Linked DNA regions of Homo sapiens: region 1 is linked to region 2. Evidence: chromatin contacts called from ENCODE Hi-C or POLR2A ChIA-PET data. All regions are on one chromosome and are shown on one strand. Each heading gives the region's core, a stretch centred on a gene start or an enhancer-like site at or near the end of the contact. The rest is flanking DNA. Distances are from core to core; before and after follow the strand shown. Region 1 holds the start of FBXW11 (F-box and WD repeat domain containing 11). Region 2 overlaps LOC105377721 (a long non-coding RNA gene).

The links. Hi-C counts contacts between places; a loop is a spot of excess contacts on that map. ChIA-PET counts read pairs that join two places held with the same protein, here RNA polymerase II (POLR2A). Pooled maps may share reads with other maps.
Region 1: a pooled map shows a loop between it and region 2 (4-fold over the local background). The contact joins the promoter of FBXW11 here to the enhancer-like site in region 2. A Hi-C loop is called at or near these places in 2 of 50 pooled maps. POLR2A ChIA-PET finds 5 or more read pairs at or near these places in 3 of 52 experiments (H1, MCF 10A and WTC11).

The regions. Positions count from the first base shown.
Region 1 is chr5:172,005,273-172,007,972 of GRCh38, forward strand. It overlaps FBXW11 (F-box and WD repeat domain containing 11), which reads right to left and starts at 1,366. Exons shown (of 14, transcript NM_001378974.1): 1 at 1,186-1,366. The coding sequence starts at 1,230. RefSeq lists enhancers at 531-650, 1,250-1,877, 1,421-1,690 and silencers at 991-1,100, 1,111-1,390.
Region 2 is chr5:171,482,577-171,485,276 of GRCh38, forward strand. All of the region lies in intron 2 of LOC105377721 (a long non-coding RNA gene), which reads right to left. Among named protein-coding and RNA genes, the nearest start is that of FGF18, 64 kb to the left of the region's middle. Within about 2 kb of position 1,380, at least 6 of the 41 ENCODE cell types and tissues checked have a DNase peak (open chromatin) inside an H3K27ac peak, as active enhancers do.

The DNA of each region.
Region 1 (2,700 bases), core at 116-2,615, 520 kb after region 2:
GGGAAGAAGTTGTTACCGTGTTAGGAAAGATACAAAGAAACTGTCAAGGCTTCCATAGGAAGAAATCCTGGACATGTCCATTTGCTGATGCAGACTTCCTCTTCCCAGCTCTCCAGAGCCCAATTTGATTTCCCTCATGTTCACGTTGGCAGGTAATATCTGCCATATTTTATTTCTTCCACCAAATCATCCATCAATTAGCAAATTCTTCACTTCTAGCCACTCTCTCACTGTCCTGTTCCTAAAAACCCCTTCTGGTTTCAAATCCTAAAGCTTCGGAGGAGGGTGGAGGGTGTCCACGGACCGGGAGTCTGGCCTGGCTGCCAGTGGTTTCTAACAGAAGAGTGGTCGCTTCCCCCGGGGGCCAAGGATTCCCCTCTTTTTTTTTTCTTTCTGAGAAGAAAGACCTCGCGGCAGTGATGAGGATGGCTCCCTCCCCAGTCATCTCCAATTTCCCAAAGCAGCTCTGGAAAACGTGAAGTTGCGCCTTCTCTTTCCTGGAGGATGGAATCCAGAGTACCTGGGCCCTTGCTATGCAAACATCCCTCTCCGCCGGGTAGGAAACCCTTTGTCCGAGAAGCCGGACACCACAAGGGCCCGGGAAAGAGGCCTCCTTATCCGCCACAGCCTCAAACCCGAAAGCTCCCTGCCCCCCCAGCTCTGTAGGGCCTATCCTGGCATCCACACAGACCTAGGCTGGGGAGTGGGTGCTGAGACCTCTCCTAGGACGCGGAGGCCCAGGCGGCCCCAACCCATCTCCGTACTCCTTCCCACCATCTCACTCGGCCTGAGTGGGGCTTGCAAGCGCGGTGCGGGCCTGGGCCGAAACAGAGGAAAGAAAAAAAAATCCCTTTCTAAAAGAAGGAGAATGGGGTGCTAGAGCGAGTGCGACCTAAGTCTACAGCATAAACGAGCGAGGGTCGTCCGAGAGCTGGGACCGGAGACGGGACCAGGGGGAGGGGGAGAAGCGAGGGGCATGGAGGGGGCCGGGCCAGGACCGGCCGGAGATGTCGAGGGATCAGAGGAGCCCGCGCCAGGTCCGAGGCCAGGGAAGGCTGGGGGCCCGGGTCTGGGTCGAGGCGTCTGGGAAGGGCCAGAGCCGGCCTCGCACCGGACGTTGAGGTGGGCAGGCCCGCCCGGGGCCGGACGGACGGAAGCACAGACGGTCCAGCGGGCCGCACTCACCATGAGCTCGATGGTCTTGTCCTCAATCACCGAGTCGGGCTCCATGGCGGCCCCGGCGGCCCCGCCTCGCTCTCCCCGCGCAGCAGCGAACGGCCCGGGCGGAGGAGGCGACGGCGGAGGCGGCAGAGGCGGAGGCGGCTATCGCACCCACTCTAGCTGCCAGCCCGCCCGGGCCGCCGGCAGCTCCGCCCTCCCCCTCGGCGAACGCAGTACGCAGATCGGGGACTACACCTCCCAGCAGGCGCCGCGGCCCGCAGAGCGTTGTGGGACCGAGCCTCTGACACCAGGTTGCTGGCTCTTGGCAGCCCGAAGCTGAACTCCGAGCTGAGAGTAGCACTGGACGGTGGGCGTAGGACGTGCAGACCTGAAGAGTTAAGAGCTTGCTCATGGCAGGGCCTCGAGAGCGCCACGACTACGTGTCCCAGAAAGCCGTGCGCCCGGGTTGTCCTTCCGGCTAGCTTCTCTTGACTTCCTGGCAGCCCAAGGCTGCCCAGACCGGGACGGAAACTCCGAGGCAACTCCTCACTTGTCGGAGGTCCTGCGTATGCGACCCATTTCCGCACATGCGCGGTCCATGCCGCAGTGCTCCCTAGACGCCTAGGTAGCTGCGCGGCCCGTCCGGCAGTGTCTGATGGTAGGGGCAGATGGTGGAGACAGGTGGGTTCTAGGTGCGTTAGGAAGGTGTATAGACCTGGGGCTCAGGTGTGGGAAGGGGCCAGCGAGTGAGAGAAGCTCGGCCTGGGGAAGAGGCTCTGAGAGGATGGGCATCCCAGGAGTGAGAGTTTCGAGATTTCTTCGGGAAAGACGGGGTTTTGGGAAATGTGCTGTGGTGCTGTCTGTATGTCACACGATCTGCGAGGAGCTGCGAGATTAAAGGGGACGTGCGTATATCGAGCCCCTCATTCATTCGTTCAGAAAATGGTTATTTTTTAAGCATCCAGCTTCCGCTGCGTACCGTTCTAGGCGCTGAGAATCAGCTCTGAACATGACAGACAAGGCTCCTGTTCTCATGGAGCTTAATTCTGGTGGAGGGACGACAGACACTAACCAAAAGAGTGGCTAAGAAGGAACACACAAGCGGAGACTCCTTCTAGTGAACTCAGCCTCCAACTCTGTGTAACTTAGGTCTGTCCGTGCCCTCTAACCAAATCCCACCAGGAAGACACGGATCGTTGAACAAGCTGGGTTTATTACTAGTTGCAGTGACTGAGAACACACATTGAGGAACGATAGGGCCTCTCGGTAAGAGTTGTTAGTGATTTGGGAGAGGGTTTAAGGAAGTGAGAGCTTCACTGGATTAGATACTGTCAGGAAGAGAGGGTCGTTCCATGATTGAGCATCTCAGTTCATCTTATCTAGAGGAAGGGAATTCTAGATTGAGGCTAAAGCTGTGCAGATAAAGAAACAGCAGCCTGGCCGGGCGCAGTGGCTCACGCCTGTAATCCCAGCACTTTGGTAAACCGAGGCAGGCGAATTGCTTGAGCGCAGGAGTTCCAGACCAGCCTGGGCAACATG
Region 2 (2,700 bases), core at 130-2,629:
CTACTGAGAAGTAGATGATTTGATGAAGGGACCGGGCTGGAGCTGTGAGCTGAGACCCCAGAGTACAACCGGAGCTCTTCCCAACCCAGGGTATGAGCTTGGTCCAAATGGATCCTGGCAGAGACGGGCACTCCTTGGTCAATCTGTTTCTGAACCTTGCCATCTCCACTCATCCCAAACTTTCCAGCCCCATAGCACATCTGACATCTGTGATGTGCTTTTCCTATGTGATAAATGGACACCGTAACTTAGTATTTAGGGACCAGACAGGCTGAGTTCAAATCCTCGCTCTGCCTATTCCTAGATATTTCTGTTTCCTCTCTGCAAATGGAGCTATGAGTAATAATATATTGGGGCATTGTTGAAAGGCTTAGATCATCTAAAGCAGCGACAGTGATGAGAACAGGACCTGATCTTAAAGGGTGCAATAAACGGTAGCTCTTACTTTTACTACGAACGGCATGTGCAGAGGATACTATGCTTTTCTGTCAGCTCAGAAAACTGGGTAGCTGAGAGGCAAATGACATGTCCAAGGTCACCCAGAAAATATACAGCAGAGCCAGGATTTGAACTCAGGTCCAGCTGAGCCAAAGCCTGCTTTCTTTGTGTCATCATGCACCACCTCCTTCCACATCTTGCCCTGGGAGTGCGTGATCACTGGGGCTCGGGAGCTGCTAAGTGCTGGGGTAGGGGATAGCATTTTACTAGGGTCCTGGGGGCCAGTGGCTGACCAGATCCATGCCCTCCTTCCCCTGGCCTAATGCTGCAGATCTCAGGATGTCAAAGGGGGTGATGTCAGACAGTCATGCTGGGTGGGAATGGCTCTGAAAGCCTGCAGCCCCTTCCTCGCATGGAGCCTCAGCTTCCTCGCCTGTAGGTTGGGATGATCCGACAGAGGCATTGTGAGTCTCAGCTGAGCTATAACTCGTGAGAAAGCTTTTCGGACACATAGCAGGCAAGGCCTCCCAGGTTGGAGGACAGGAAGGGAGCCTGTCTGAGTAGGGAAGGGAGCTGGCCGTGTCCACAGCCTCCAACCCTCGGCCTCAGCCCCGGCCCACAGCTGGGCCTGGACTCCTGCTCGTGGCCGCCCCTCTCATGGGTCTGCGGGGATTTCTCTGCTCCAGGCTGACCCCTTCCTTGCAGAGGAGGCTTCTGTTGCCCGTCCGCTCTGCTGGGCCTGGGCTATTCTCTGTGTTTGTGTGTGTGGGGGTTGGGGATAGGTGGGGGTCCTCTTGGATTCTGTGATGGAGGGAATCCTGGCGTCCCTGTGGAGTCAGCCTGGGCCGCCGCCGGCTCAGCCGTCCTTCCCAGAGCCTCTGCAGCCCTTCTGGCTGCCGTTGCCTGCAGATTCCCGGCGAATGGTGCTCCTGAGACCGCTATGGGCCCAGGCTGCGTCATTCCCACCCTCCCTGAGCTCTGGGACTAGCTGGGCAGGGCTCCAGCCCTGGGAACTCCGCCTGCTGCTTTTTTCCCCTTCTTCGAAATTTCACTGTATGATTCAATGAAATGTCCTCTGCTTCCCGTCACCTGGCTTGGCTAAGCTGACCTTGTAGTGTGGAGCAGAGAGCACTGGACCTGGAGCTCAGGTGCTGGCATGCGTTCTGCCTTGGATGTCCTGTGTGACCGCAGGAGAGCGCCTTTACCTCTGTGGGCCTCGGTTTTTCCATCCGTAAAATGGACTGGGAGGATGGTAGTGAGGGTGTGTCTAGCAATAGAAGAGGGGAGAATGAGAACTGCCTCTGCACCCTCTCATGCCTGTCTTCTCTCTCTATGGTGGCCACTGTCTCTTCCTTCTTTGCAGAGATGTTTACCCAGGGGTCTAAGCCAGAGCTTCCTTCTCTGCCCTCCCTGCCAAGCCAGCGTACAGATCACTGGTCCCAGGGTCGGCTGTGGTAGCCCTAGGTTGGAACACACCCCTGGTTCCAAGAAGGTCCCCGTCTAATATGTGAGTCCACAGGTCCTTCCTTCACTATCCTCCCCACCCAGGCTAAAGGCTGAGGCACCCCCCACCAGGTGGGGCTTCACCACTAGAGGGCGCCCACCCCCCCACAACTTGATTAAAAAAATAAAACCCAAACGGCCTACCCCAACTAAACGTAATCGTTACAGCAATTATTGAGCATTTATTATGTGTCAGGTGCTGTACTAATCCCTACAACACCCCTAGAAGGTATACAGTGACATCATTCCCACTTAACAGATGACAAGACCGAGGTCTGGAGAAGTAAAATGACTCACCCAAGACCACCCAGCTGGTCAGTGACAGAGCTGGGACCAGCAACCAGGTCTAAGCAGTGGAGTCCCAGGCCCAATGCAGAGGCCTCATGGCACCCAGAGTCAGCCACTGCAGTGGGGAGGATGGCTGGGATGGGAGCTGAAGGTGGAGGCTAGGATTGATGAGATCAGAGACCACCAAAGGAAACGTTTGTAAACCTTCACAAAATTCGGCAGCTTTTCAAAATAATGATAATGGTAGGTTACATCCATAGAGCACTCACCATGTGGCAAACACAATACCAAGAGTTCTATATACACAATCTCCCCTAATACTAGGAACAACCCAAACGGGGGTATGTTCCAGTATTATTTCTGTTACAGATGGGGAGACTGAGGATCAATGAGGTGAAGTGTCTTGCCCAACCTTGCTCATTTGAACCCAGGTCTCTTTGCCTCTGGAGCTTGTGACTTAACTTCTGCATT